Linked DNA regions of Mus musculus: regions 2, 3, 4, 5 and 6 are each linked to region 1. A link is a loop called in an ENCODE intact Hi-C map of the cell type or tissue named here. Cell type or tissue: heart. All regions are shown on one strand. Region 1 holds the start of Glg1 (golgi apparatus protein 1). Region 2 overlaps Glg1 (golgi apparatus protein 1). Region 3 overlaps Glg1 (golgi apparatus protein 1). Region 4 overlaps Glg1 (golgi apparatus protein 1). Region 5 overlaps Glg1 (golgi apparatus protein 1). Region 6 holds the start of 9430091E24Rik (RIKEN cDNA 9430091E24 gene).

Evidence for each region. Peaks named below come from ENCODE experiments on the same cell type or tissue, not always from the same donor. Only the 100,000 strongest peaks of a DNase experiment are listed, where the experiment ranks them.
Region 2: it touches region 1 in a loop (2.1-fold over the local background); 11 of 42 quality-filtered maps call a loop at or near these places.
Region 3: a loop joins it to region 1, with 1.8 times the contacts of the local background. A loop is called at or near these places in 9 of 42 quality-filtered maps.
Region 4: it touches region 1 in a loop (2.3-fold over the local background); 13 of 42 quality-filtered maps call a loop at or near these places.
Region 5: it touches region 1 in a loop (3-fold over the local background); 14 of 42 quality-filtered maps call a loop at or near these places.
Region 6: a loop joins it to region 1, with 9 times the contacts of the local background. A loop is called at or near these places in 8 of 42 quality-filtered maps.

The regions. Positions count from the first base shown.
Region 1 is chr8:111,256,194-111,261,193 of GRCm38, reverse strand. Glg1 (golgi apparatus protein 1) reads left to right here and starts at 1,984. Exons shown (of 26, transcript NM_009149.3): 1 at 1,984-2,423. The coding sequence starts at 1,998. In heart, no CTCF peak of the experiment used is centred here; a DNase peak (open chromatin) is centred at 1,933; H3K4me3 peaks cover 2,549 bases; H3K27ac peaks cover 1,843 bases.
Region 2 is chr8:111,170,537-111,175,536 of GRCm38, reverse strand. Glg1 (golgi apparatus protein 1) reads left to right here. Exons shown (of 26, transcript NM_009149.3): 13 at 1,217-1,303; 14 at 2,273-2,335; 15 at 3,009-3,122; 16 at 4,219-4,307. Among named protein-coding and RNA genes, the nearest start is that of 9430091E24Rik, 28 kb to the right of the region's middle. In heart, no CTCF peak of the experiment used is centred here; no DNase peak of the experiment used is centred here.
Region 3 is chr8:111,208,024-111,213,023 of GRCm38, reverse strand. All of the region lies in intron 1 of Glg1 (golgi apparatus protein 1), which reads left to right. Among named protein-coding and RNA genes, the nearest start is that of Glg1, 49 kb to the left of the region's middle. In heart, a CTCF peak has its summit at 2,990 (motif pointing right); no DNase peak of the experiment used is centred here.
Region 4 is chr8:111,189,868-111,194,867 of GRCm38, reverse strand. It overlaps Glg1 (golgi apparatus protein 1), which reads left to right. Exons shown (of 26, transcript NM_009149.3): 5 at 2,141-2,344; 6 at 3,607-3,678. Among named protein-coding and RNA genes, the nearest start is that of 9430091E24Rik, 47 kb to the right of the region's middle. In heart, no CTCF peak of the experiment used is centred here; no DNase peak of the experiment used is centred here.
Region 5 is chr8:111,183,775-111,188,774 of GRCm38, reverse strand. Glg1 (golgi apparatus protein 1) reads left to right here. Exons shown (of 26, transcript NM_009149.3): 7 at 1-108; 8 at 847-1,061. Among named protein-coding and RNA genes, the nearest start is that of 9430091E24Rik, 41 kb to the right of the region's middle. In heart, no CTCF peak of the experiment used is centred here; a DNase peak (open chromatin) is centred at 2,924.
Region 6 is chr8:111,143,478-111,148,477 of GRCm38, reverse strand. 9430091E24Rik (RIKEN cDNA 9430091E24 gene) reads left to right here and starts at 2,980. Exons shown (of 3, transcript NR_040364.1): 1 at 2,980-3,074. In heart, no CTCF peak of the experiment used is centred here; a DNase peak (open chromatin) is centred at 2,817; H3K4me3 peaks cover 1,797 bases; H3K27ac peaks cover 1,179 bases.

The DNA of each region.
Region 1 (5,000 bases):
TTATTTTTGTGTATGGGTATTTTGCCTGCATAACTGTTTGTGTACCATGTACATGCAGTGTCCAGAGATACGAGAAGAGGGCAGTGGAGCCCTTGGGATTGCAGTCACTGATGGTTTTTTAGCTCCCACTGGGTGCTGGGGATCAAATTCAAGTCCTCTGGAAGAGCAATCTTCCCAGCTCTCCATCCTTTTGTTTCCCTGTGTGGTTTTGTTGTTGTTGTTGTTTTTTGTTTTTTTTTTTTTGTTTTTGGTTTTTTAAGACAGGGTTTCTCTGTGTAGCCCTGGCTGTCCTGGAACTCACTCTGTAGACCAGGCTGGCCTCGAACTCAGAAATTCACCTGCCTCTGCCTCCCAAGTGCTGGGATTAAAGGCGTGCGCCACCACGCCCGGCTCCCTGTGTTTTTAAATGGTCAGAAAATACTGACCAGTAGAGATTTTTGTCTCAAGTTGTCTTCATTTACCACCAACATGCTGAATGGTCAGAGTGGGATAGAAGTGTCCCAGAGTGGTGGGAAGATTCAAGGATTCTAGTTGGAAACTGACTGCAGACTGGCAGAGTTCATCCTGGGAGGTTCATTTAATCTCTTGGTACGGAACCATTAATATATCCCCTCTGTACAAAGTTTTTCTCAATTGAATTAGAACCTAACCTTTGTCATGCTGGCTTAGTTGACACCTTGTGTGAAGCCAAGTGTGACGCTCTCAACCCAAGGAGGGGTCACTAGTGTGTAGTAAAGCAATGTTGAAGATGTTGCGTACAGGTCAGCAATACAATTTGCTGACACAGGCTGGACCTGTGGTTCACAGGGGGCCGGGGCGGGGGAAGGGAGGTCTCTGTGAGTTGGAGAGCAGCCTGGTCTATCTACATAGTGAGTTTTGGGTCAGCCAGGGGCCAACAGTGAGACTTTGTTTCAAAAATGGAAGTAGGGGGAGTCTAAGTCCTGTTTTTTGTTTGTTTGTTTTGATTTATTTATTGTTATATGTAAGTGCACTGTAGTTGTCTTTAGACACACCAGAAGAGGGCATCAGATCTCATTGCATATAGTTGTGAGCCACCATGTGGTTGATGGGATTTGAACTCAGGACTGTCAGTCAGTGCTCTTACCAGAGCCATCTTGCCAGTCCCTAAGTCCTGGTTCTTAAAGAAGATGTCCAAGCAAAGGCCCTCGTGTTGTGTTTAATATTGACTATAACTTTTGGGACTTCAAGTTACAGGCCAGGTAGTTTCCTTGATTTTGTTACTTTTTTCTTCTTCTTCTCGAAACAGTCTTAGGTTGGCTTCAACCTTCCTGCTTTCACCTCCTGAAAGCTAGGATCACAGGCATATGCCGGGTTATGAGATGAAGGGTATCAAATCCATGTCTTTGTACACTCTACCAACTGACCCCTACACCCCCAGCCTCTCCCTGTTTTTATTCTAAAAGTTCACAGTTTTACTTTACATTTGAGCGATCATCTTGAAGGCCCATGAGCAAGGATTATAACCTATGTACGCTTAACATTCATCGAATTGTCGCCTGCTTCTCTAGGTAAGAAATACAGGTCAGACACAAAATGAGGCTCTCAGATACCGGAATACATTCGGTTTTGAAGTTCATCTACACACAACAAAGTTTTTAACCCTTCCTCCTCCACCCACCGTGAGTCACCGAACTGGCGAAATATTCCACCGGCCATCTTAGTTGTGTCAGTCCAAATTCACTTCTCTTTTTTCTCTTCCGTGTCAACAATCGAGAGATTTATACCACGGTGCCCCTACGCAGGTTTTCTCAGCAGCTCCAACAGTTCCTCCGGGAAGGCTATCCACTTTCCCGCCAGCCGGGTCCAGGGCGTGGGCCCTTCCTTCGCAGCGCAACCTCCGCTGCTTTTCACTCCGCCGCGGACTCCCGAGTCTACCGCCCGCTGGGGAGGAGCCACGCCAGCCCACGCCCGCGGCTCCGCCCCCTCATTTAAATACACGTCGCCGGCGGGTGCGTCGAGCTCGCCGCGAACCCAAGATGGCGGTGTGTGGACGTGTACGGGGGATGTTCCGCTTGTCGGCGGCGTTGCCGCTGCTGCTGCTCGCGGCAGCAGGGGCCCAGAATGGTCACGGTCAGGGCCAGGGTCCGGGGACCAACTTTGGGCCCTTCCCAGGGCAAGGTGGAGGCGGCAGCCCGGCCGGCCAACAGCCGCCTCAGCAGCCTCAGTTATCGCAGCAGCAGCAGCAGCCGCCGCCTCAGCAGCAGCAGCAGCAACAGCAGCAGTCGCTTTTCGCGGCGGGCGGGCTCCCGGCCCGGCGGGGCGGAGCGGGGCCCGGTGGGACTGGCGGAGGCTGGAAGCTGGCGGAGGAAGAGTCCTGCCGGGAGGACGTGACCCGTGTGTGCCCCAAACACACCTGGAGCAACAACCTGGCGGTGCTCGAGTGCCTGCAGGACGTGAGGGAGGTGAGGAGGTGGGACGAGCCTGGGGAGGAGGGCCGAGCCTGGTGCGGGCCGGAGGGTGTCGCCGGCCTGGAAGCCGCGGATGCCGGGCTGCAGCAGCAGCTTCCCTCTGCTCTTTTCCTTCAGGGCTGTGCTCGCGCCTCTCTCTTTCCTGCCCCTCACTCCCGGGTGCGTTCGGGCAAGCGGATCCCACCCCGATCCTTCCTCCTCCGGTCCCCTAGTTCGCTCCCTGTCGTCGCGGTGTTCTGGGATCAGGACCTCGGCTCACGGCCTCAGTAGGCGCAGGCCTAAGGAGCGTGTTTTCTGTTTGCGCTCCTGTCTTTTGTGTGATGCTCTATGCAGAGCGGTTCCTCGCCGGAAAACCAGTTTAGGATTTGTTTGCTATCCGTTTCGACCTCGCCAGTTTGTAGCAATGGATTTCAACGTGGAAAAAAAAATCGGTACATTTAAACTGCTAAAGATCGATCTGCTGTTTATTTAGCAGTAGGCGCTTGGTGAGCTAACCTGGGTTCTCTTCTGGTGTGAATGTAGTCAAAAGCCGAATTTACTGTTTCTACCACATTCTTTTTTAATTGGTAAATCTTTACTATTTACCTGGTGCTGAAACTATGCTTTTTTTTTTTTTTTTTTTTTTGTCTTCACTTCCTGTGGTCAGTTTGTAAAGGACCTCATTTTTTAGGCTGTTCCTTCATGTCCCTTGGAACCCTATAAAGTCTGAGAAAGTTGCAGGCAGCATTTGATGCTATATAATAAATATAAGGTGTTTGTGGTCTGTAGTGGGGTCTTTCTGAAGTCTTAAGATAGTTGTTTTTGAGACCGGATCTGCTTGTAGCCCAGGTTGGCCGCCTATGAGAGGCATCCTTCCGCATCTGGCTGAACCACTTCATCTAGTTTGAAATAATTTTAACAGTACCTTAGTGAGTTCTTCTAGAGCTTATATTACTTGGTGTGCTCCAGTTAAAAAACATTGACAACTTCTTTTCTATATTTGATGCTGCAGACGTGAGCATATTGGTAGAAATATTTGTTTTCAAAGGTTTAGATAAACAAGATTACTCCCAAAATCTGGCAAGTAGAAAATTGCTATTTGGCCATCTCATTTGGAATACTGTATCTTCAGGATTGTTCAAGGCCATGATGTGACCACTGGTTTATAGACATTTGCTAGTCTTGCTTTAGTGTTATGCAAAGGTAAGGCCCTTTTTTTTTATGGCACATCCTGTTAATTCTGGAACTTGAGAGGAAGAGGCTGGCAGATCTCTCTCTGAATTTGAGACTATAGCCTAGTCAAAGTAGAGAGTTCCAGACCAGCCAGGGTAACAATAGGACTTAAAAAAACCAAAGTCATAAGAGGAAAAGACATACAAAATCAAGAGCCAGAAAGTTTCCAGAGCTACCAGAAATGTGGAACCTTACGTGGGTCACATGTATAGCTTGAAGATTGGAAAGTAGATATAGCCAATAGTCTTTTTTCTTTTCTTTTCTTTTCTTTTTTCTTTCTTTTTTTTTTTTTTTTTTTTGGTTTTTCCAGACAGGGTTTCTCTGTGTAGCCCTGGCTGCTGTCCTGGAACTCACTCAGTATAGACCAGGCTGGCCTCGAACTCAGAAATCGGCCTGCCTCTGCCTCCCAAGTGCTGGGAGTGTGCCACCGCTGCCCGGCATAGCCAATAGTCATAACTGTTAAACTTTTTTGGAATTTTCTATTTGATTTTTGAGGATACTTACTAGATGTTGTTTCCTTAAGGTGAGATTGTCCCATCTGTTAGTAGATACATTGTTACTGTATTGATGTAGAAATAGGATATTATTAAGGGAAAGTGGCAAAAAAAGTCCAGTTGAAGGAGTGCCTAAAGCTATGTACATTATGAACACCTATATACCTTTCCTTAGAGGAGCACTGAATGGTCTTCTGTCATGCATGTAGTGGCCCTCTCCGTCCATAAAGAACAGACTTGTCTAATTTTGGAGTCTTAACTTAGTGGTACCATTTTTCCCCCTTAGATTAGTTTGCATAAAGAAAAGTACACGCAGCTGAAAATGTAGTCACTGGTCTACCATCGGTCTCAAAATTCCCAATTCCCAGCAAGGATATTTCAGTAAATTCATTCATTCATTCTCTCTCTTTCTCTCTTTCTTTCTTTCTTTCTTTCTTTCTTTCTTTCTTTCTTTCTTTCTTTCTTTCATGTATGTGAGTACACGGTTGTTGTCTTCAGACACACCAGAAGAGGGCATTGGATCCCCATTACAGATGGTTGTGAGCCACCATGTGGTTGCTGGGAATTGAACTAAGGACTTCCGGAAGAGCAGTCAGTGCTCTTAACCACTGAGACATCTCTCCAACCCCGTAAACTCACTTTCTTTTGTCAGGGTCATATATAAACTGATGGTTGGTAGCTATGTTTCTATTTTCTTTGTGATGTTCTAGAGTACCTAGTTCAGGGCTGGAACTGGAGAATATTGTTAGCTGCTTTAGGATGAGTGAATTGATGGATGTGCGTTTATATTCCTTGGAGGGGAGTGACGTGTAAATTGGAGACCCACTGTTGGAAGGAAGGAGCTGAATATTCAAGTTGTTTTGTC
Region 2 (5,000 bases), 86 kb after region 1:
TCTATACATGTATGTTATGCCTACACATACATATAGTAGGAAGAGGACAGAAGGTCCTGGTCCTAGCTACCATTCCCTGAAGATTATAGCCAGTAAATGACCATTAAGAAAAATTTTCTTTTTCATTTATTTATTTTTTATGGTTTTAGAGCTTTATTGTAGAAAGGCAGGGAGAAAGAGAGAAGGTAGAAAGAGGGAGACCACTGGTCCTGGCCACTTGGAAAGAAGGGGGAAGGGAGTGAGAGAAGGAGGGCTAGAGAGGAGAGTAAAAAAGGTGAGCGCTTAAAGAGCTTCATTTATTTCTTAACTTTTTTTTGAGATATGGTCTCATTAGGTAGCGCTGGCTGGCCTGGAACTTGCAACATAGACCAGGCTGGCCTCACACACAGAGATCTTTCTGCCTCTGCTTACCTGAGTGCTGAAATTTAAAGTGTGTGCCACTACATCCAGCTATGAAAAATTTATTCAGTAGTATTAAAGTATCCTAGCAGGTGGGCTCCAGGCAGTACCATAAAATCACACCATATAAGTTTAGTAGAGAAAAACACAGGACGGTGGCAACAAGGACCGGAGCTGGAAATGGGCTTTCTATGAAGTTTCTTGAGGGTAGATTTGGGCTTGGCTGTATTCTGAGAGGGTGGGCCTGGTGGTTGGCTGTCCTCAGAAGCTGGGCCTGGCCACTCAGGGCCTTGCAGTAGTATAGACCATGCTTCTATAAATAAGCCTGTACATACGCCTCAATAAACAACACTAATTACTGGGTCACATACAGAGATACCAAGAAACTGTCACATTGGAGTTGGATATTTTAAAGAAGCACTGTAATTAGTTACCAAGGGTGTTGGCTGTTGAATATCATTTTCAGCACTAGTGTACATGTGGCACATAGACATACATGCAGGCAAAACATTCGTAATTTTAAAAAAACAGCCTGCTAAAGTTTATAACCTGAGGTTTATAGTTTGAAGCCAGCTGACTAGTTAGTTCTCTTTGGGCTTGTAAACTTGGCCTTGTGAATTTGCATGGCTTACAGTACTGCCTGGCCCTCACCTGGGTTACATTGGAAACATGCTACACCTCAGTTTTAGTCACGTGAAGCTTTTGTGTTCAGTTTAGTGAGGGAGTTTTAAAGGGAAGCTGAGTACAAAGGAAGCAGAGACCGAGCCCCTCTCACCTGTTCACTCCCATGACTGAAGGGCTTGCCTCTTATGTGCAGGAGCTTGAGTGCCTTCAGGACCATCTCGATGACTTAGCTGTGGAATGCAGAGACATCGTGGGCAACCTCACCGAGTTAGAGTCCGAGGTAAGTAGTGAGTAGTCCTAGAGGAGAGGGGCCGCCAGCATTACTTAGCACCTTTGTTTCCATACTCTTGAGAGAGCAGATTGTCTTGTCAATTTAATCCCAACACTGGGGAGGCAGAGGCAGGTGGCTCTCTTGAGTTTGAGACCAGCTGATCTACAGAGCAAGTTCTAAGGCAACCCAAATTGTTACAGAGAAACTTTGTCCCAAAAAAACCAAACCAAAACAAAAGAAAGAAACAAAACAAAACAAAAGAAGGAAACAAACAAAAGGGAGGGGGAGGAGGCTATAGAAGAAGGAAGATGAGAAGGAAAAGAAGACAGTAGCCCATTGTGCTGAAGCCCGACCCTTCTATCACTGCTCCAGAAGCCGTATAACTGTCTATACATTTAGCTCTGAGGTTTTTTTTTTTCTTCAAAATTATCATTTATTAGAGCTTTTCTCACTTGAGAAAACATGGCTCCTGCATTTCAGGTTTAATCACATTTAAAAGCAATCTAAGTAGCCATGGTCTCTTTAATCTGAAGCTCTGTAGTGAGGTCATTTGGTACTATTTCTATGCTTAATAAAATCTTGAGACTTCCAGTTATACATGAGAGATTGAACCTGTATTTATCCCTGTTATAGCCTGAAACCTACTAAAATATAAAACATGAGGTTAAAAATCCCAATTAGGATAGATGATACTGTTTAGAAATAGAAAGACCATAAAAACTCCAGAGAAGTTGCATGCTCTAATATTATTGCCAAGTATTTCATCTCCCTGTTCTTAATTCTGCCTCTTCAGTTGTTCAAGTTGATGAAGGCTCTCCCTGCCAGGCACTTTAATGCCACCACTCAGGCAGAGACAAGTGGATCTCTGAGTTCTAACTGCAGCTACATAGTTAAGACAGGGACACACACACCGATAGCCTCCTCCTCCTTCCCTGGCCTTTGCATAGCAGAGTAACTAATCTATTTTATCTTCTACAGGATATACAAATAGAAGCTTTGCTGATGAGAGCCTGTGAGCCTATCATTCAGAACTTTTGCCACGTAAGTGATGTCTGTAGGAACGAGGGTTACTAACATAACCAAGTTCAGCGGGACTTTGGGCCCCAAGGGTGTCTCTCTCTTCAGCATACATTACTGTTGAGTGATAACCAGCTTAGGAAGTAAAATTTAGAACTATAAACACAATTGAGGGAGAGGCCAACATCTGAGAACCTTGTTTGATTGTCCAACTTAATTCCGCAGTTGGTAGCACTCTGTAGTGGAGCAGTGTGTGAGATGATTTCATAGGAAAAGATACAAGAGGGAAACTCCAGGGTGTGGCTGAGCTGCTTCTCAGGAGCTATTGCAGTGGTAGTAACTAGTAACTGTCCATTACGCCTGGTGCTTAGGGAATCACTTACCTTGTTTCTTACTCACAGGAGGGAAGTACAATTAGTAACTGTTAAGATCTGAGAGATAGGAACGGTCCCGGAAGCTGCTGCTGGCATTATACAAGGACATAGTGATAGTCCTCATGGCAAAGGTTCCTGCTTCATGAATTTTATTCTGCTGAATTGCTATCGTTCCTGATTTCTCAGGCTTGTTTTTGAATTTATGGCATATCTTTATTTTGAAGACTTGGAGGGTCACTCCTATTCACATTTTCATGGATGGCACTCTAGATTGTATTGTTAGTTGTGACACATAAAGTGTAAGTGTGTGCTGTCTCCCCCAGGATGTGGCAGACAACCAGATCGACTCTGGGGACCTGATGGAGTGTCTGATCCAGAACAAGCACCAGAAGGACATGAACGAGAAGTGTGCCATTGGCGTCACTCACTTCCAGCTGGTCAGTGCCCTTCCTGTCTTGTCTGCTGTGCTGACTGTGGGATAGCTGCCCCTGCTTTACAGCAGCCATGCAGCTCTGCTATTCCCCAGCTTCTCAATAAACTGGGCTTTTCTCAACAGCTTAGCATGTGGTGAGATGAGACCTAGTCCTAGGGAACATTCGTTACAGAAGGGATAGAGACAAGAGAGCCAGCAGCTCCTGCTCTGGCTGTAATGCTCACATTAAGTGTCACTTACGTCACGGGGATCTGTAGCTCTGTGTGGTGGGTGTACATCAGTACACTGGACCCTGACGCCTCTCTTCTGTCCCTACTGTCGTCCCCCCTTCTCTTCCCTCCCCCACACACAGTGTGCTGCTCTAAATCCCTTCACAGCATATCTACCTTTTTTCTTTTTAAATCATTCAACTTAGATTTACCATTTGAATAACATGGTTTGACTACACTCTTGGTAACAAGCAGCAGCTAAGGAGGTGGGGTATAGCAAGCACTCTGTTCAGAGAGGACGATTTGTCAGTCAGCTGAGGCTATTAACTGTTTTCTCAGAGCCAGGAGCCCATATGCTTGCATTCTATTATGTTAATGGGCTCTCTTGCCCTGCGGCCATCTAGACTCTAGTAAAAGATGCCAGAACAGGTGTAGTCTATATCGTAGCTGCGTGAGCAGGGCAGGTTCAAGGAAGGAAAGCAAAGCCAGCACAGGGGCTGTGGAATGAAAGGACTTCGAGAAGACACACTAAGATATCCCCTGGGGGATAGCAGCAGGAATTGACATAGTGAGCTCAGAAGTGTGATTTGAAGTACAGGAGGACCTGTGTGCTGTCACAGGGAGATGTGAGATCTCAGCAGACTATGAAAGGTCTTATGACCAGCCTCAAACTTGCTTTATAGCCAAGAATGACCTTGAACCTCTAATTTTCCTGTGCTGTTTCTGTCTCCCAAGTGCTGTTGTCAAGGGCATGCATTTTATGTCGTGCCAGTTTTGTGCATGCTAGCCAATTGCATACATCCTCAGCCTGTGAATGCTTTTTGTCTGACATGTCACTCATTGTTCTTAATCATGACTTCCACAGAGCTGGTTTTCTTTCTCATCTTTCAGGTACAGATGAAGGATTTTCGATTCTCTTACAAGTTCAAAATGGCCTGCAAGGAGGATGTGTTAAAGCTTTGCCCCAACATAAAAAAGAAGTATGTATCTCTTTAAGTGATTTGTTCTGTTTCCCTAGCTTCCCTCGACTACAGAGTGGGTGTGTAGGGTGTGAGGCCCAGAGGCCTCCTGTGTCTCTCTTTGGTAGTCTAATCAAACTGCATTGTCTGCCAGACCATTGCCACAGCTGCCTACAGTCACACTTGTCCATAACCATAGGTATTATCAAAAGAAAAGCTCCTGGAAGGAGGGAATGCTCTGGATTTTTTTTCTAGGTTCAGACTGCCTGTCTGAGTCAGGTGTAGGGAGCATCTGGAAAAGGCAATTGCTGGCTCAGCCTTTTCCCAGCATCACCCTAGTGTGTCATCTCTGCAGAGAAGCAGCACAGGCCTCACTGAAGTAGAGCTTTGGGGAGGAAGTAGACCTTGACTCTCTTGGGAACTAGGTCTCAATGAGGAGACTGCTCAGCTTTGACAGCACAAATCTTACAGGTTGTAAGGGGAGGAGAGCCATGTTGCTTGGACATATTTTCCCTTTTGTGTGTGATCAGGTTCCCATTTTGGAGTTCTTATTAATAAGTATTGAATTGTCCTATCACAAGTGCTGTGTGTGGCCTCTGTTCCAGTCAGAACTAAAGTCATCATTCAGGCTACTGCCTGACTTCTGAAGGTGCAGTGGGGCCATGTTCTAAAGCCACAGTGAGTGCTTAAGTCTACAGATAGTACCAACCATTG
Region 3 (5,000 bases), 48 kb after region 1:
CTCATCTTAAAGGAATTGTTTATTCTGGAGCCATTTTGAGTGTTCATATCTGGGTACACATATAGGTTACCCCAAAGTCCATGTTCTGATGTGGAAACATTTTTGTAACCTTTTTATGGTTCTATAGAACAGAAAAAGTCAGAAATCAAGGCAAGTTTAAAATGCATTGATGGGTGTATTAGAGAGTCAGGTACATCTACTAGGGAGATTTCCTGTAGGTTGAAGATAATATCTGCTGGCATTTCTGTCTTTGAGGCTGGTAGAAGCTGGTTTTCTGCTAAATCTATAGATTCTAATCAAGAGGCTTTTTATCTACTATCACAAGCTGCTAGTTCTTACTTGGGGCAAGGAATGATTGCTCTAGAGGGCCAGCACTTAGCCCAAGGTAATTAGCCTCTGGACCTGCAGCATTCCAATCTCCACAGTACTGAAATTCTTATTAGCCAGTCTCTGCAGACAGATTCCTGTCAAGTATTTTTATTTAGTTAGTATTAGAAATCTGTTAATTTCTCTGGCAAGACTCAGTATTTTGGCCAGTTTACCTTAGTGAGTACATCTATTTATATTTATGCTTCTTATAAAAACCTTCCATGTAAGTGAATGGGATTGTCAGTTCAATAGAGAACATTCAGACCTAAACCAATTCAATAATTTATTCTGAAAACTCTTTGTTATGACTTTGAACAGTGAGAATGATTGAAGTAACTTAGTGGTGGCCATGATAATATGCAAATTACTTGCATTAAAAGACTGAAAATTCAGCCAGGCGTAGTGGCGCACACCTTTGATCCCAGCACTCGGGAGGCAGAGGCAGGCAGATTTCTGAGTTTGAGGCCAGCCTGGTCTACAAACTGAGTTCCAGGACAGCCAGGGCTACACAGAGAAACCCTGTCTCAAACCAAACAAACAAAGACTGAAAATTCAACATACTTCTATATTTAAATTCTACATCACAGATTTTAGAGATTCATGGAAAGAACCTCAATTAATGCTTAAATTATTAAGTTCATATTTAATTTTCTAAAGTTTATGTGTATGTGTGTGTGTACAGGTGCCCTCAGGGACCAGATGAGGTTATAGGCAGTTGTGGCTGGCATGGGTGCTAGGACTCAAACTTGTGTCCTCTGGAAGAGCAGAAGGTTCTCTTAACCACTGAGCTATCAGTCTACCTCCTAAACAATGTTTTATAATTTTCCTTTGTCTAGTAAATCTTTGGGGGATTTAAAACAAAAAGTTTCCACAAACGTTTGTATTGGATTTCAAGATGATCTCGGGCTCCAAAAGCATATTGAGTCTATGAATCCTAAGCCTATGAACAGAATCAGTTCAAGTCCAAAGCCTGCCCTCAGCAGTTTCAAGTCATAAAGTCATAAACGTGTGTGGATGTGGACTGTAGTTCTGATAGTCAGGCACCTTTCCATGCGTGGTCTTCATACTGGGTAAGACCTTGTCCTCTTGTCTGAGCCTCCCAGGTGCTAGGCATCGTTCTTCTCCCAAATATCCCTTCCCTTACAACCAGCTCTGAATTTATGGAGCTTTGAGGAAGGGCTAGGAATTTTAAGTCTTAAAATCAACTGTTTCAGTTTTGCTTTTCCTGAGGAGGAGGTTAAGTACAAGAATAGCCACAACTTCTGAGTCACTGATGGAGAAAAGCTAAGTAAGGTGAGCCACGCTCTCATAATTCAGGGTGGCTATTTAAGGGCTAGTCTAGGTCCCTAGTTTATCTAACTGTGTCATCTGCCTACATCTGAATTCATCATTTAACTGCCAAATTAAACCATTTTATATTTTAAAGAGCCTCAGTGGGTGAAATTACTTGTCATGCAAGCCTGACAGTTGACATCCCTGGAACTCATCATGGAAAGAGAGAACCTGCTCCTGAAAGTTGTCCTCTGTCTTCCACACCTGCACTGTGGAGTCCGTGTGCCTGTGCTCACAAATAATATACCTACACATTCTTGTCGTCGTCATCGTCATCACCAATAAAATTTTAAAATTAAGATCCTAGAATACTAAATTTGTGTATTATACCTGACTACCCTACCAAGCCATCTTTTGGGGGAGTGGCATCACACTGAAAGCTCACCTTAAGTCTCTCATTATCATTCATCGTCATTCTTTATAGCCTAGTTTGCCACTTAGCAAGAGTATGTCTGGTTATGTTAGTCAGTTTCTTTGTACTTAAATAACTTTGCCTGTAAACTTGTGCATAGTCCCATTTGTGTCCAGGATGTTATGTTGGAAGAAATGTAGTATCAGTTACGTGACAGCTTAGGCTCTGATACACCAGTGTTGGTTTTTATTGGAGCTGGGCAAGTATCTCCAAGTACTCTGGTCATCCTCTCTCCTGTCTTACTGCCTTTGTTTGCTGCAGTTACTCCAACACCTCCAAGTTCCTTCTCCATTTTACTTCCCACTACGTTGAGGGTGGGTACGTGTGCTGGGTTCTCCCCTTAGCTACTGCTTTTTTGTTTTAAGATTTAAAATCTTTATTTTATGTGTGTGTGAATGCTTTGCTCACATGTATGTTGGTGCACCATATGTGTGCCTAGTGCTCTCGGAGGTAAGAAGAGGGCAGTTGAACTGGAGTTATAGGTAGTTATGAGTGGGTGCTGGAAACTGTTAACCATTGAGCCATGTTAACCATCTACCCCAAATTTCAGTTCTCTATCCTTATCATTTGAAAAATTATGCATATCTGTGTTAGTCAGGCTTTTCTGGAGGAATACAAATGATAGTAGAGAGTGTGTGTGTGTATTAATATTAGAGTAATATTAGAGTGGTTTACAGGCTGTGCCCAGTTAGTCTAACAATGGCTGTCCACCAGTAGAAAGCCTAAGAGTTCAGGAGTTGTTCAGTCCATGAGGCTGGATGACTCAGCTTTTCTTCAGGATATGCCAGAATCCTGAAAAGTAGGCTCTCATGTCAGTGAGGGAATGGATTTGCCAGTGAGACCAAGCAGGCAGAGCACACAAGCTTCCTCCTTCCTCCTCCTTTGTATAGGCTGCCACCACCAGAGGGTGTGGCCCAGATTAAAGGTGGATCTTCCCCCTTCAAAAGATTTAAGTAAAAAAAAAAAAATCCTTCACATGTGCACCCAGCCACTTGGATTTTAGTTATTACCTCTAATGTATATATTAATGAATATTCTAATATTACTTATATTTTAAAATCCATTAAAACATATGAGGCTGGGAAACTACTTGGGAAAGTGTTTGCCTTGCAAGCATGAGAACTATGTGAACCCACATGAAAAAGTGAGTGTAGTGTGCACACTTGTGATCCTCCTACTCAGAGGAGATGGAGAGATGAGGATCTGGAGGCCAGCCAGTGTAGCTTATTCAGTGAGCCTTGGGTCTCAATGAGAGACCCTGTCTTAAAATACAAGGTGAGCAGATACTGAAGAATGACACCCAAGGTTGACCTCCCCCCTCATTCTCTGTCTCTCTCTCTCCTTCCTTCCTTCCTTCCTTCCTTCCTTCCTTCCTTCCTTCCTTCCTTCCCCCCCTCCCTCCTATATTATAAAAAATGTTGTTTGTGGAAATTAGGTGCATTGTCTCCTGCTGTGTGCTCAGGTTGGCCTTTGGTGGGTTTCTCTGCTTCGGCCTCCCAAATGTTCTCCCACTTGTCCTTGCGTATAACTCATTCTCAATGGTTCTCAACCTTCCTAATGCTACAATCCTTTAACATAGGTTGGTGGCACCCAACCATACAATTATTTGGTTGCTACTTCATTGCTGCCATTTTGCTACTGTTATAAACTGTAATTATATATTTGATATGCAGAATATGTGATATTCGATCCCCAGATCATGACCCATAGATTGAGAACTACTGCTCTAAGTAATTATTTAGATCTGCCTCATAACCTACATTTGCTTGACCTAGAAAATTTTCTATACTACTGTATTCTGAACTAATCAGTATTGGCTCAGGACCCCCAAGACCAACTTCTCAGCACAAACGAGATTTATTTACCCCAGAGGAACAGAGGGCAGGAAATAAAAGACAAAGATAGGAAATAGAGAGTGAGGGAGAGGAGGAAGGGGTATTTGTGTCAGAGGGACACAAAGGACTGCCTCTGGATAGAGAGGAGACAGACAGGGCCCTTAGGAAAATTGTGGTATATAAAGGTAAAGGGGAAACTCCACATTAGGATGAGGTGTTTACTTTTAATTGGGTAGGTTAATTAGGGGCTTTTAATTACTAGACCTCAATACTTTGATAGCTGGACCTTGTTTGTCACTTTCAGGAGGAAGAAGTAGCCAAATAAGGGCATAGGCTTTGGTAGCTAGCTTTAGGAATATAATCTAATGTTTTTTTAGCAAGGCATAGGGAATCTGGGAGAAAGGCAAGGCCTGTCAGAGCCATACCTGCCATGCTCCGGCTGGCCAGAGTTCCTTCAAAATAAATATTGGTTAATTCCATTTTGGGGATTGTTTCACTGGTGGCTAGAAAAATGGAGGAACGCTCTTAACTATATTCTGCCTTAGTAATTCTGGGGTTTGTGTCCTGTGCTGTTCTTTTAGGAGTAAAGGTAATCAGTGTTAAAGGGAATCTGCATTCAGTGTAGAGGAAATAGGTGTTCTTAATCTTGAAAATCGCTAAGAGAAAGACCAAGTCATAACTGTACAATTAAAGCAAGCATAATTTAATACGGGCAAGGTCCGTACCCAGGATTCCCAGAGAATGGTGCTGAGTTAGGTCAGTCAGATGCTCATAAAAACAAAACCCACATGGCAGCATGCTCCCTGTCCTAGTCCAGTGGAAGCAAGTATACATCCTGATGTCCTGCTTAAGTGTCTCCTGCCTGCCTGTGACCAAGCATGTCCTGTGCAGTTGGGGCAACCAACCTTGTTTACTGAGGTGAAAGAATCTAACTTGTTAGCTTACATGTGTAGCCTCCAGCATACCAGAAGTCAGCTGTCCCTGGGCAAGTGGGGCTTATAGGTTACCTTTAGTCCTGACCGTGTTTGGTAGAAATGATTTGATTGGGGTAT
Region 4 (5,000 bases), 66 kb after region 1:
CACACACACACACACACACACACACACACACATCACACATCACACATACACACACACACAAAATTTAAAAGTAGAATAAGTCTCTTTTTACTGACCTGAGTTTGATTTTCCAGATCCACATGGAGAAAGAACTGACTTCCATAAGTTATCCTCTGATCTTCACATGACACATAAGCAAATGTATACACACACACACACACACACACACACACACAGGCTTTGCTTTAATTTCTAACACCAAAGACATTAGAAAATATAGCTAGTTGTGGTGGTACACGCCTTTAATTCCAGCACATGGAAAAGCAAAGGCCAGCAGATCTTTGAGTTCAGTGCCAGCCTGGTCTACATAATGTGTTCTGGGGCAGTCAGAGCTTCATAGTGAGACCCTGGCTTTAAAAACTGATAAACAAGTGAAAAAGTTTTATTGACTCTTTTGTTATAGATGTGACATTCTAACTAGCCTTTTTCCTCCCATGTGTATGTGATGGTGTTTGTGTTATGTATGCTTGTTCTTGTGTGTGTGTGGTTATATGTGTAAGAACATTTGTGTAGGGCAGTCATTGTCCTTAAATATTGGGTCAGGCTTTGACTTGAACTCCAATCTTACTGTTAGGTCTAGTCTGGCTTGCCACTAGAGATCTCTTCTGCCTCTATAATGCTGGGATTGATTACATGTGGGCTGCTGTCCACCTGGCCCTTATTGAGAACTAGGGATGACACTGAGCTCTGTCCTCATGTGTACACAGCAAGCACATTACCTGCTTATCTGCTAAGACATCTCCCAGACTTGTTCTTTTTGTTTTAACCAGGCTTCCTGTAGCACAGGCATAGAACTTTTTTGAGGAGTTCAAAGTGACCTTGAACTCCTGTTTCATCTGCATCTATTTCCCAGTGTGATAGAATTTTATAGCTCATCCTGTTTGATTATAGACAACCTTGTTTGATTTACATACTCCCAGGAATGGAACCTAGAGCCTTTTGTATGCTAAGCATGCTATCATCCAGCCACAATCTCAGTACACCTACCTACCTAACTTCCTTCCTTCCTCTCTTTATTGTTTGCTTGTAAATAGATAGGATTTCAGGCTGGCCTCAAGGTCACTATGTAAGTGTGATTAGCTTTGAACTCCTGATCCTTCTGCCTCCATCTCCAGGTTAGTGCAAAGATTATAAATCTGTGCCAACATGCCCAGTGAGCCTTATAGTGTTACCTTACATGTGCAATCTCCCAGTGCTAGGGATTGAATCCATGAGCTGTGTATACTAGACAAACACTCTACCATTGAGCTACATCCTCAGCCTCAGACATATAGTTCTCGTTGTCAAATATTTGTATATGGGCTGGAGAGATGGCTTAGCCGTTAAAGGCTAGGCTCACAACCAAAATATATTTGTATATAATTCAGTTACTAAATGGGCAGAAGAAACTCAGGGTACCTTTGCAAACATTTTTATTTTGGAAAAAAAAAAACAATAGCCTGGGATAGTGGCACATACCTATAATCGAAGTAATCCCAGTGCTTGGCTTGTTTTTAAGTACAGAGTGTCTGTCTCTGTCTGTCTGTCTGTGTGTGTGTGTGTTGGCACACATGAGGATCAGAGGACAATTGGGGGAGTCATTTCTCTCCCTTCATGTGTATACCAGGGATTAAATATAGAACATTAGGTTTGGTGGCAAATCACCTTTACCCACTAGACCCATCAGTTGTCTTTCAAACTTGACTATAAAAGCACTTTAACTTGTAAATATCTAACTCTTAGAGGTAAATGAGTAGGTACTTTTGCAGTATTATTTCAGTATTCACATAAACTGTGCTTGTAACAATAGGTTATTTTCTCATGAATTTCTTGCCAAAAGCAAGCGCAGAACAGCCAGGTCTACACAGAGAAACTCTGTCTCAAAAAAAGAAAAAAACAAACAATTTTTTCTAGCTATACATGTACAAAACTAAATAACTGATGTAATTTAAAAATTTAAAGCCTACCGCTTTAATGGGGGGAGGAGGTATCCTAACATTTAAACCATACTAATTCATTAACTGTTGAGCTATCTGTCCAGTCTCTCTGCACCCGTTTCTTTAACTAAATGTTTATTTGAATACTGTAGGGTGAAAGTTTTTAAATATTTTTGCTATTTTAGGATGCACATTCACAAGGTGAGGTGGTATCATGTTTGGAAAAAGGCCTGGTAAAAGAGGCAGAAGAAAAAGAGCCGAAGATTCAAGTCTCAGAACTCTGCAAGAAAGCCATTCTTAGGGTGGCTGAGCTGTCCTCGGATGACTTTCATTTAGACCGGCATTTGTATTTTGCTTGCCGAGATGATCGGGAGCGCTTTTGCGAGAATGTGAGTTACTAAAAAGCTGTTTTTCCTTTCTTTTCAAGTGTATCTGTATTATTGTATTCCAGAATGAAATATACCAGCACAACCTTCACCAATAGGAAAACAACGGAAGCAGAAGATGGAATTAATCCCAAGATACAAAAAATAGTATTGATGCTCAGTCTTGAAGATGTAACTTCAAGTTAACAATTTGTTTCTGACACTCAGTATATACATTATTTTTTCTTCTTTCCCTCATCTTTCATTTTTTAGGTTGGTTGGTTGGTTGGTTTTTATACTCTCTGTATAGCCCTGGTTGTCTTGGAACTCACTATTTAGACCAGGCTAGTCTCAAGTCATCTGATTCTGTTCTCTAAATGCTATGATTAAAGGTGTAGACCACCATGCTGGTGTCAGTTGAAGACTGATCTGTGGTGCAGAGGTGGGACACCGCTTTAACCCCAGCACTGAGGAGCAGCGGCTATCACATCTTGAGTTTGACAGTTCTGTTCTATAGAAGGGATTCCAGCACAGCCAGGGCTACATACAGAGGCCTTGTCTGAAGAAAAACAGAAAAAACAAACTCTATTTTATCTATAGGAACCTTACTCTACCAGGAAGTCCTGTTCATATCCTATGGCTAAAGCTCTGTTACATTACATTTTTATATGGTTTTGATTAAGGTTAATAAAATAGATGTGACTGGATGTGGTGGCAGGGGCAGGTGGCTCTTGTGAGGCCAGCCTGGTCTACAGAGTGAGTTCCAGGACAGTTAGGGCTACACAGAGAAACCCTGTCTCAAAACAAACAAACAAACAAACAAACAAACAACAAAAGGGAAAGAGAAATTATCTAATGTTAAAGCCAAGTCCTTGGATAGAGCCTGATGATTCATTAGACACCTCTTAGTTCTTCTCTGTCTACATTTCCTTCCTGCTTTTCTTCTTCCTTTGCTTCCTTCTTTCCTTTCTGTGCTGCAGATTGAATGCAGTACCTTATACATGCTGGATCCCTGATCTTTGTATACACTTTAGCACTATCTGTCTTTTCTGACTCACGTATGCCCTCCCCTTCTGCCTGCTGTTTTGAAATTTTAAAATTAACTATCAGAGCCACTGATTATAAAGTTTTATTGACTGTGGTATCAAATTGTAAGAGAGTCCCTCTGATAATGTCCTTGAGTTTTTGAATTAACAGTGTATTTAATAAAAGTTCTGTATAAGACTGGATATATCACAGCAAAACTACTTAGCTAATAGTAATAATATGTATGTTTTATCTTATAGACACAAGCTGGTGAAGGAAGAGTGTATAAATGCCTATTTAACCATAAGTTTGAAGAATCCATGAGTGAAAAGGTACCTCTTTGAAAAGAACTAAGTCTTACTAATTTCATAAAGCTTTCACAAACTCTTGCTTCCTTTTTTGGTTTAGGTTTGAGTGATTGTTTCTGGAATACAGTCTCATAGCCCGAATTGGCCTTAATCTCAGCATGGAACCAAGGAATTTCTTGAAATTCTGATCCTCCTTCCTCTGCCTCCTAAGTGCTGGGGTTAGCATGCGCCACCACTCCCAGCTTTCACAGACATGTTCTTATATAGTTTTCTTGTGGTATTTACAAAGGGTTGATTTCAAAACACTACCCACATACTCAAACACCGAGAAACTTAGTGTTTCTTATATAAAATGGCACGGTGTTTGTGTATAACTTAAGCAATTTCTCCTGTGATTTTTTTTTTTTTATTTTATTATTTTTTTTTTTTATTCATTTATTATATGTAAGTACACTATAGCTGTCCTCAGACACTCCAGAAGAGGGCGTCAGATCTCGTTACGGATGGTTGTGAGCCACCATGTGGTTGCTGGGATTTGAACTCCTGACCTTCGGAAGAGCAGTCGGGTGCTCTTACCCACTGAGCCATCTCACCAGCCCCCATCTCCTGTGAATTTTAAATAGTGTCTAGATCTCTTAAAATACCTCACATAATGCAGATGAGGTGCTGCTATAACGAAATTGCTACGTTATATTGTTTAGGGGATAATGGTTACAAAATCATTTGTCTATAGTTAATGCAAACACATTTTTCTTTTTCCCAAATATTTTCAAACTCTGATTCTACAGAATTGCCTTTATCGAGGTATGAATGACTGATGAATTGAGACGTTCTGGGTATTAATGACTGATGAATTGAGACACCTTTGTTTAAGTACATGAAGTATATTTGAATAAACTGGTGTGAGAGCACATGATGGCACTCAGAAGGCTAAGGCGGGGGGGGGGGGGGGGATTTAAAGTTTGAGGCCAGTCTGAATACACAGTCATACTCCATCTTAAAATCAAGTAAAGCCTGGCATAATTGTTTAGAGGGTAAAGGCACATGTCACCAAGCCTGATGACTTTGAGTTCATCCCAGAGCCCACATGATTGGAGGGAGGATTACTCAATCTCTGCAGGTTGTCCTCTGGCCACACACATGCTATAGTACACTCACCCACCCCCAGCGCGCGCACGCGCGCGCACACACACACACACACACACACACACACTATAAATAAATAAATGTAAAAAATAATATATTTGCCTCAAACCAAAAAGGGAGGCAGGGAAGAACCTCTAATCATGATGCCTATATAATCAAATGTTATTTGGGAGTAAAATTGAAGAAAAAAATTTAAGATT
Region 5 (5,000 bases), 72 kb after region 1:
GTAAGAGTGACTTGAAAAAATACCGGTGCAATGTGGAAAACCTTCCTCGGTCCCGGGAAGCCAGGCTCTCCTACCTTCTGATGTGCCTGGAGTCAGCAGTGCACAGAGGTGATGTTCTTTTTCCTTTTCTCCTTTCACTCCTTCTTCAGTTCACATTCCAAAGCTTCTTGTACCTGTAATTAGTAGTTTTCTTCTGCATTTTTTGAACCTTTTGATTTTTAGAATGACTACTGGAACAGTCTTTAGAAGAATGGGAGAACATTAATGTCACATGAGTTTTTGGTCAGAGTGATGTGACTTCAAATCCTGGGTCTATTACTAAAGTAACTGGGTAACTTTTTTTGTTTGGACTTGAGGACTGAGTGGGGTGGTTGCTGCTTTTTATGTTCTCCCTGTTCACATTTATAGCTCCAAGACATGGGGAGCCATCATGAATTTTGGAAGAATAGTCTTTTCCACAAACTTTAGCTGTATAGGGCAATAACGATTGTTCTCAGTTTATTTACTGCCCCGATAGCTTTCGTATTGCTATGTAGCATGAATGTGACCATGAGTTCAATCCCCTGCATCAGAAAAAGGACTTGCTTTGGCAGAACATTTGTATTATGGTTGATAAGATCTATAGTGCACAACCCTGCAGGCTAAACCTGGGTCTAAGCTTTTTTTTTTTTCTTTTTCTTTATGCTGCAAAAGTTTTACCATGTTCTAAGCATTTCAGTCCAGATAGTAATTCCATCTGGAAAGGCTGTGGGTTATTCTTTTCCAGACAGAAACGTAGTTTAACATGTAGAGCTTTCTGGTCCTCAGACTCCCATTTCATAACTGTCTGACTTACCCCTGACACAGGGCGGCAGGTGAGCAGTGAGTGCCAAGGTGAGATGCTGGATTACCGACGCATGCTGATGGAAGACTTCTCTCTGAGCCCCGAGATCATCCTGAGCTGTCGAGGGGAGATTGAACACCATTGTTCTGGATTACATCGGAAAGGGCGAACCCTCCACTGTCTGATGAAAGTGGTTCGGGGTGAAAAGGGGAACCTTGGAATGAACTGCCAACAGGCGGTAAGGAAAAATATTTCTGCTGCCACTTGACTGTTTTCTTAGGATTACTATTGCTGTGATGAAACACCATAACCAAAACAGCTGGGAAGAAAGGGTTATTTTAAATGCTTGTTCTTTCACATCGTACTCCACCATCATTGAAGGAAGTCTAGGCAGGAACTCAAGCAGGAATCTGGATGCAGGAACTGATATGGAGGCCATAGAGGATTGCTGCTTACTGGCTTTGGCTTGCTCAGCTTACTTTTTTATAGAACCCAGGACCATCTGCCCAGAGGTGGCACCACCCACAGTGAACTGGGCACTCAATTGCTAATTAAGAAGATGCCCCTGAGCTGAGCCGGGTGTGGTGGCACATGCTTTTAATCCCAGCACTGAGTTCGAGGCCAGCCTGGTCTACAGAGTGAGTTCCAGGACAGCCAGGGCTACACAGAGAAGCCCTGTCTCAAAAAACCAAAAAAAAAAAACAAACAAAAAAAAAATTGCTGTGGAGCTAGGTAAAGGAAATCCATTGTTTTCCTGTTTCTAAAGAACTTGCCAGTTTGGATTACGAAAGACAGAATAAAGGCAAATCACTTTCTTCAAAATGAGAGGCTATTAGGAGAAGAGAACTTGCCTGTCTTAACAAGTTTGATTGAGTTGAAATTGAGAGTTGACATGAATGGAAAATTTCTGCCAGTTTACTTTTTTACGATATGCCACAAGTCTGAAGGATCATCCTCAGAATCAAGTGTCTTTATTGATTAAATCAGGGAAACTATAAGCAGAAAGATCTGTCTTTCACCAGCTCCAAACTTTACAAACAAGAATATAAAGATAGTCTTTTCCACAAACACTTAGCTTTCGTATTGCTATATAACATGAATGCAACCATGAGGTCAGTCCCCTACATCAGAAAAAGGACTTGCTTTTTCTGGGAGAAAATGAAGTGACTCTTGATCCTGTGTTTATGAGCAGCGCAGTCCTGCAGATCACAGTACAGAGTCAGCACAGTGCATGCAGAACATCGTCTCCTGCCTTTGACCATGTTTGTTATTTGTATGGGTTAAATCTCCTGCAGTTTAGCATACCAGGTGCAAGCCTCTACAACATAGCACTCTCTGCAATGACTTTCCCTTTTAAAGCAGGAAAGATACTTTAGTTTTATAACCTAAGTCACGCTTTAGGAAACCACAATTCATTTGTTACTTTGTTTTGGCTATTTTTATTAAACACTAAATACTACTTGAATTTTCTTTTCTTCTTCTCTCTCCTTTTTTTTAAAATGGTTTGAAGGCATTTATTGTAGAAAGGCAGCCACGTGGAGGGGGGAAGGAAAGGGGAGAAGGAGAGCAAGAGGTAAGAGACAAGGAGAGAGCAAGAGCTTAAGAGCAAATTTTATTTTCTAGTTAATCATGTAAAATCAAATTTGTACAGTTGGGCTGGAGAGATGGCTCAGCGGTTAAGAGCACTGACTGCTCTTCCAAAGGTCCTGAGTTCAAATCCCAGCAACCACATGGTGGCTCACAACCATCCCTAATGAGATCTGACGCCCTCTTCTGGGGTTTCTGAAGACAGCTGCAGTGTACTTAATAAATAAAGAAATAAATCTTTAAAAAATTTTTTTTTGTACAGTCTATAACAATTTTATAGTCTGAAATACAAGTTTACATGAGCTTTAGATATGGAGTCAGGTTTTGTTAACCATGACCCAAAGTAGATACTAACAGCAGTTACATTGTGCATGTCGGTGCTGGGATGGGAAGACCAGTGCAGCCTCTTCTCTCAAACAGCAGAATCAGCTGGAGGGCTGCTCTGGAGGCTGCAGTGAGACTGTGAGGATGAGTGTGCTGTGCTCCTCTGCAGTCCTGTTTGTTGGCAGTTGCCCCGGGTGCCCTTTGTGCCAGTGAATATGCCTGGCTGCAGTCCAGGATGAATCAGGAGACGGCCTCTGCTGTGTTTGCTTTTCATCCTTAATTCCATCTAGTAAGGTTGTGGAAGGAGGATAGGAAAAAAGGAATCTATCTATAGTAAGCTTACACCTATTGTAAAAATGTTCAGGAAAAAAATAGACTGGACTCAACTCTGTTTTGAGGCACATAGTTCACTATGAGGTTTTTGGAAAGTTAGCTTCGTTAAAAGAACTAGTGACTCAGCTTCAAAGATAAATAAGTTCCGCCTACACCACCCTTTGTGCCCAGAAGAAGAAAGTGCTTTCCAAACCCAGAGGGCAAGCACAAATAGTGAACTGTGTGGTTTTGACTGCATTAAGACTGCTTAGGAAGGAAGCACTTCATTTTTATTGTATGGATTCTATTTTTTAAAAGCCTTTTCTCACAAAAACTAAAGGCAATTTTTCCAGAAGGATAGAGTCGTCCTTTGTCTTCTATATTATCTAGCCTTAGTCAAACTGAAGAATATCTTTGAGCAATTTGGGTGGGTTTCTTTTTACTTTGAAAGTTTTATTCCTTGACACAACAGACTTCAACATCTGTCTCTAGATTAATTTAATGAACTGGTAATGGTTATCAGCAAGTGCTGAACTGTAAAGTATGTGGATAATTATTATCCTAATGAGTGTCCACTCCTCCAGATTTACCACAGTTACGACAGGGCTATGACTAGCCTATGCTTCTCACATCAAGGATGGCTGCATAATGCATTCTCCAGACCAAGTCTCTCCGGAGCTTTGCTCGGGGTTTTTTTGTTAATATCAGGGGCCAGAATGTATATACAATCATAACATCAGTTTATAGTCTATTTTTCCTTTTTTTTTTTTTTTTGTTTTTGTTTTTGTTTTTGTTTTGAGATAGGGTCTCTTTATGTAGCCCTGACTATCCTAGAACTTGCTATGTAGATCAAGCTAACCTCGAATTCACCGAGATCCAATTGCCTCTACCTCCCAAAGCCTCAGATTAAAGGGGTTCCTTCATCATTGCACCTGGCTCAGTTTGTATTCCAATTGCATATTTTCCTCACTCCCTACACTGAATTCTAGAATGGCAATAATTCCTTGAATTATTAGCCTACTAGATGCCATGGGATACTAGAAAAAAGATATTACTATCTTGATCTTGGTCATCCGGTGTCAAAATTTGCTCACAAAGTTATTTTTCTACCAGCAAGCTATAATATTCTTTAGCTTTTCCAAATTACCAACAATAATTTATAGAAATACTTTCTATCCCAGAATATTGACATTTTCCCTATATTTCTCTCTTAATGATTTTTTTCTAGGATAATAGAATTGGGATCTTTATTTTATCTAAAATCTGTATGTATGTAAAGGGGCCAGAGCTTTGTTATGAACCATTGTGGGATCCCAGGTCAGATGTGTACAGATCAGAAAAGGCTCCAAGAAAGGGTAAACCAGTGACACAGAGCATGTCTAAACGTGTTTGTTTGTTTGTTTATTTGTTAAAACGGGGTTTCTCTGTGTGGCTCAGGCTGTCCCAAAACTCACTCTGTAGACCAGGCTAACCTGGAACTCAGTGATTCAACAGCCTTGCCTCCTGAGTGCTGGGATTAAAGGCACATTCCCCTCCTCTTCCCCCCCACCCATGCCCCCACCTCCCGTGCTGAAGTATCTAATTCTTAAGGATGGAGAAAAAAAAAAGAAAAGAAATTAAAACAGTAAGGGTTGTAATTTCTATTTTTCTTTCTCTATTTAAGATTCCCACTCCACAGCCCCATCTGCTACCCATCTGTGGTAATAGTGATCTTCTATCTATAAAATGCTTTGCAGTTGACCTTACTTTGTTTCATGTGGTATCAACATCTGTCTGTCTATCCGTTCTCGGATACAATATCACTGTGTAGCTGTCTTGGAACTCTAAACCAGGCTGGCCTTGAACTCACCTGTCTCTACGTCCTGAGTGCTGTGATTAAAGACATACATCACCACACTTGGCCATTTCTTAAAATCTGTAATTGAAAGAACTAAAATTTGGAGCTGGAGAGATG
Region 6 (5,000 bases), 110 kb after region 1:
TAAGTATTTTACCTGCATGTATACCTCTGTACTACGTATGTGCCTGGTGCCCACAGAAGTCAGAAGAGGGCATTGGACCCCCTTGGACTGGAGTAACAGCTGGCTATATGGGTGCTGGGAACTGAGTCCAGGTTCATTGGGAGAAGAGCAGCCAGTGCGCTTAAACAATAGACCATTTCTCTATCCACAAATACCAAAAAACTGTAGAAAAATCGTGTGTGTACACATGTGGATGTTAGACAGCTTCTGAGAGTCCATTTTCTCTTTCTACTATGTGGGTCCCAAGGACTGGACTCAGTCAATGATGAGGCTTGGAGGCAGGTACTTAGCCATTTTGTCAGTTCATGCTTCTATTATTTTTCTAAATGTAAAATATAATTTTATTTTATAAATGTTTTATCTGCATGTATGTATGTTATGTGTACCATGTGTGTGCTTGGTGCCCAAAGACATCAGATGTTGGTTTTCCTAGAACTAGAGTTACAGATGGCTGTGAGTTGCCACGTGGCTTCTAGGAATGGAACCCAGGTCCTATGGAAGAGTAAGAACTCTTTGAAGCCATCTTTCCAGCTCATTGTTGCTCTAGATGCCTCTGGGCACATTTCCTCTCTTCTGGGATAATATTTATTTCCTGATTTACTCAATGAATCCTGGGTTAAGATAATGCTACTTGCTAAGTGTTTCTCTGTATCTTTTTTCACTGTTGACCTCAAATTTAGTCCGTGGTTAGAAAACATATTTGGGTGACTAGAATTCTTTCAAACACAAGTAGCTCAAGGCATGGTGTAAGTTGACAAGTGCTCCACAGGAGGAAAATAAACTGTATTCTACAGTTGCTGGGTAGAGTAGGGTTTTTTGTTGTTGTCGTTTGTTTGTTTTTTGTTTTTTACCTTTCTGTCTTCTAGAAGACAGGGTCTACGTATCTCTAACTGTTCTGGAACTATGTAGCCAAGGCTAGCCTTTGAGATCTGCCTGACTGACGATGTTTTTTTCTTTCTTTAAACGTTGTTAGACTAGGGAGGTTTTTTTTTTTTTTTTTAAATGCTTTTTAGAGACAGGGTTTCTCTGTATAGCCCTGGCTGTCCTGAAACTCACTTTGTAGACCAGGCTGGCCTCGAACTCAGAAATCTGCCTGCCTCTGCCTCCCGAGTGCTGGGATTAAAGGCGTGCTCCACCAAGCCTGGCTTTTTCTTCCTTCTTGTGTCTCCATTTCTCCCATGCATGGAGATCTGAAGATCCTGAGTTAGGATTCATTTCATCCAAGTCTGCTGGTGACAGATTCTGATTGTCAAAGTTTGAGACAGGGTCTGAATAGCTCTGGCTGCCCTAGAACTTGCTCTGTAGTCCAGGCTGGCCTTGAACTCGAAATCCACCTGCCTCTGCCTCCAAGTGCTGGGATTAAAGGCATTGGCCACCATGCCCAGCCCATACAGCTTCTTTTATAAGATGATTCTCCTGGACTCCAGCTCCTCGGTCATGGGTTACTACAGCTGGCTTTGGTTCCTTGATTTTTTGACATGAATCTAATGTTCTATCCTGGCCCCCATATATTCCCTTATCTTTTCACTCAAAGACAGGGTCTACCCTGAGGTGGTGACACATGCCTTTAATGCTAGCACTCAGGGGCCAGAAACAGACAGCTCTCTGAGCTCAAGGCCAACATGGAATACAGAGGGAGTAATAGGGCCACACAGAGAAACTGTCTCAAAAAAAGAAAACAAACCAAAAAGGGTCTCACTTAGCTCAGGCTAACCCCTAACTCCCTACATAGCCAAGGATAATGTAGAGCGCGGGTCTCAACCTTCCTAACGCTGTGACCCTTTACTACAGTTCCTCAACTTGTAGTGACCCCCAACCAAAAATTAATTTTCAATGTTAGTTCATAATTGTTATGAATTGTAAATATTTTTGGAGACAGAGATTTGCCAAAGGAAATGCCCACAGTCTGAGATCCTGCTGCCTGCACCTCTGTGAGTGACATCACGCTGGGTGTGGGCAGTGCTGGGAACCAACCCCAGGACTCCAGTCATTTTAAGCCCATAATTTGTAAACTTATGAATTAAACAACCATCACAATAATGTAGTTTTAGAACATTTTACAAAGCCTGGAAATATCTGTGTGTGTCCTTTTATGTTTATTTTTATGTTGTCCAGGTTAAACAAATGGGCTCAAGCCAGCCGCCTATCTCAGCCCCGGAGGGGTTGGGACTACTATATTTCTTTTACTTAAAACATTATTTTTGGGGCTGGAAAATGGATCAGTGATTAAGAGGACTTATTGACTATTCTTCCCAAAGACACACATGTGATTCCTAGCACCCACATGGCTTCTAACAATCATGTCTAACTCTGGTTCTAGGGGATGTGACATTCTTGGCCTTCTCGGGCACTGCATGTATGTTAGACACAGACTTGCTGACACAAGCTGACCAGACAGCTACACATAAAAGTATTCCATTTTGCCTGGCGGCAGACGGTCACCCTAACTGCCCACACTGGGTCGAGGCTCTGGCCCGGATCCGATGCCCGGGCTCTAGGCACACACGGAGGCCGGCCTGAGGCCGGTGGCGGCTCTCCTCACTCTCGTCGCCATCCAGGCAGAGGCGGAGGCGGAGGCGGCCACGGGTTCTGGGCTGCGGACCCCTCGCGCAGGATCGGAGCTCAGGCCTGGCGGCAGACGATCACCCGAACTGCCGACACACGGAGGCCGGCGGGAGACCCGGAGCGGGGACGGAGGGCGGTGGCCGCTCCCTGCACACTCGCCGTCATCCAGGCGGAGGCGGAGCGGGAGGGGCGGGGCCTGGCGAGACCCAAACAAGCGCACGTGCGGGCCGGCCCGCCGCGGTGACGTCACGGCGCGTCGGCGCGCGCGCCCGCCTTACCCTTGCCGCGGGCCGTAAAGCGCGGAAGGTCGCAGGCCCCCGCGGTCCCGGAACTCTGCGCTCCGCGTCCCGCCCCGTCCCCATGCCCTGGCCCCCTTTCCGGCCGGCGCAGACCCTCTTCAGCGGCTGGGCTGCCCTTCACTTCCGCCGGGCGTTGCTGAGCGCGCTGCCCGCGAGATGCGGGCCCCTGAGGTAGGAAGCCGGCTGGGACCCGCGGGTCCGGGCGGCCTTCTGGTCCCGCGAACTCTTGCGCCCCGCACGCCCCTGGCGTCCGAGCTTTGGGCTCCGGCTCCCGGCCGTCCCTCCGGGTCTCTGAGGCGGTGCCACCGGTCGGGCGCCGGGATTGAGCCAGTGGAGCTGTGCGGGCCTCGGGGAGCCGCGCCGGCCGCCCCGGGACTGCGCGCCGGCTCTCCCAGGGCGGCCGACCGGGCCTCGGGGCGGGCTGCGGCTCGGGCGGGCGCGCGCGCACTGCTGTCACGGCCAGAGGTGGCCCCGCGTCTCTGCAGGTGGAATAGTTTCCCACCTTGTAATGTGCGGCTCGGCTGTGCTTCACCGACTCCTGTCAGAGACCTAGTCAGGGCCGTGGGGTTTCCGGTGGGTGACAGTTGTGTGTGATCCACGGTCTCCAAGCCTACTTTGCATGATGTCCGTGGGTGGGCGAGGGCCGCTGGCAGGGAGCAAGGCCAGAGGTCAACTTTGAAAGCCACAGGGATTTGCATCACTTTAAAAAACTAACTTCATATTTTTAATATTTACTGGCTTTGTTTGTGTGTAAGGTAGAGGTCAGTAGAGAAATTGGGGATGCGTTTCTCTCCTCCAGATGAATCCAGGGATCGTTCCTAGCCGATCAGTCAAGTACCCAGGTTTTTTGACTTTTACCCGCTAGCCATTTTTGTGGGCCCAACTCTCTGAAGCTCTCTTTTTTTTTTCTTTTTTTTTCTTTTTTTTTGGTTTTTTGAGACAGGGTTTCTCTGTACAGCCCTGGCTGTCCTGGAACTCACTTTGTAGACCAGGCTGGCCTTGAACTCAAAAATCCGCCTGCCTCTGTCTCCCAAGTGCTAGGATTAAAGGCGTGCGCCACCACGCCCGGCTCTGAAACTCTCTTGATACCTCCTAATGCACCTGTTGAAAAAATAAAAATCTGCAGTCGGGCTGGAGAGATGACTCAGTGATTAAGAGCACTTCCAGAGGTTCTGAGTTCAATTCCCAGCAACCACATGGTGGCTCACAGCCATCTGTAATGGGATACCCTCTTAACGGTGTGCATGAAAACAGTGTACTCATATACAGTAAATAAATAAAAGGAAAATCTGCAGTCTGGACCAGTTGGGTCACAATGTCCAGCAGGTTCTGTCCTTCCTTCCCCATTCGTTCATCCATCCATCCATTTTAACATAGAGTCTCACTAGTAACCCTGGTTTACCTGGAAGGCAGAGAGTCACCACACAGGCCTTCGGTTGGTAAGCAAGTGTCCTGTGGGGTTCTGTTGTGTGGGGGAGTGTGGCCGTCCACCTGTCTTTTTGACCAGCAACCCATCTGTGGTTAAAGCCAAACAGAAGAAACTCTGGAGTCACTTCAGTGCTGCCCCTTTGCTGGGGTTGATTTAAGAGGAGCCCAACAGAAACAGCCTGGGTTGTTTGGCAGAAGTTGTTTTAACTGAGAGTTTTACAGTTACTCTCAAGGACTTTTTAAAGGGTGTCCATTGCTTTAAGCTTACTGCCTTTTATCTTCTGCATCTCCGGTGTCACTGGCGTGATTACCCTCGTTGCTGTTGAGGTTTCTTTGGCTTTGACATTCAGCCTGCTGGAGAAGACTCCAGAGCCTCCCTTTGCTTCTTGCTATTTGGTTTAATCCCTTCTGCTCTCACCTAGTCACTGTTGTAGGTCAAGATGAACACTAAACCAACAGTCTGTCAGGCTGGGCTTTTGACATGGTTTATTTCCTCCTGAAACTCATCTGTTGCTGTTTCTTCTGCCATGTCTTCCTGCTAAGGGGTGAGTCTTAGCGTTCTTTCCCACGGTTGTATTATCTTTTCTCGTCTAGTTTTCTTTGAAAGGGCTGCATAGCGTAGAAACAGATAATGACTATGCTAATGATGACTGACTGAAGATGATGGGT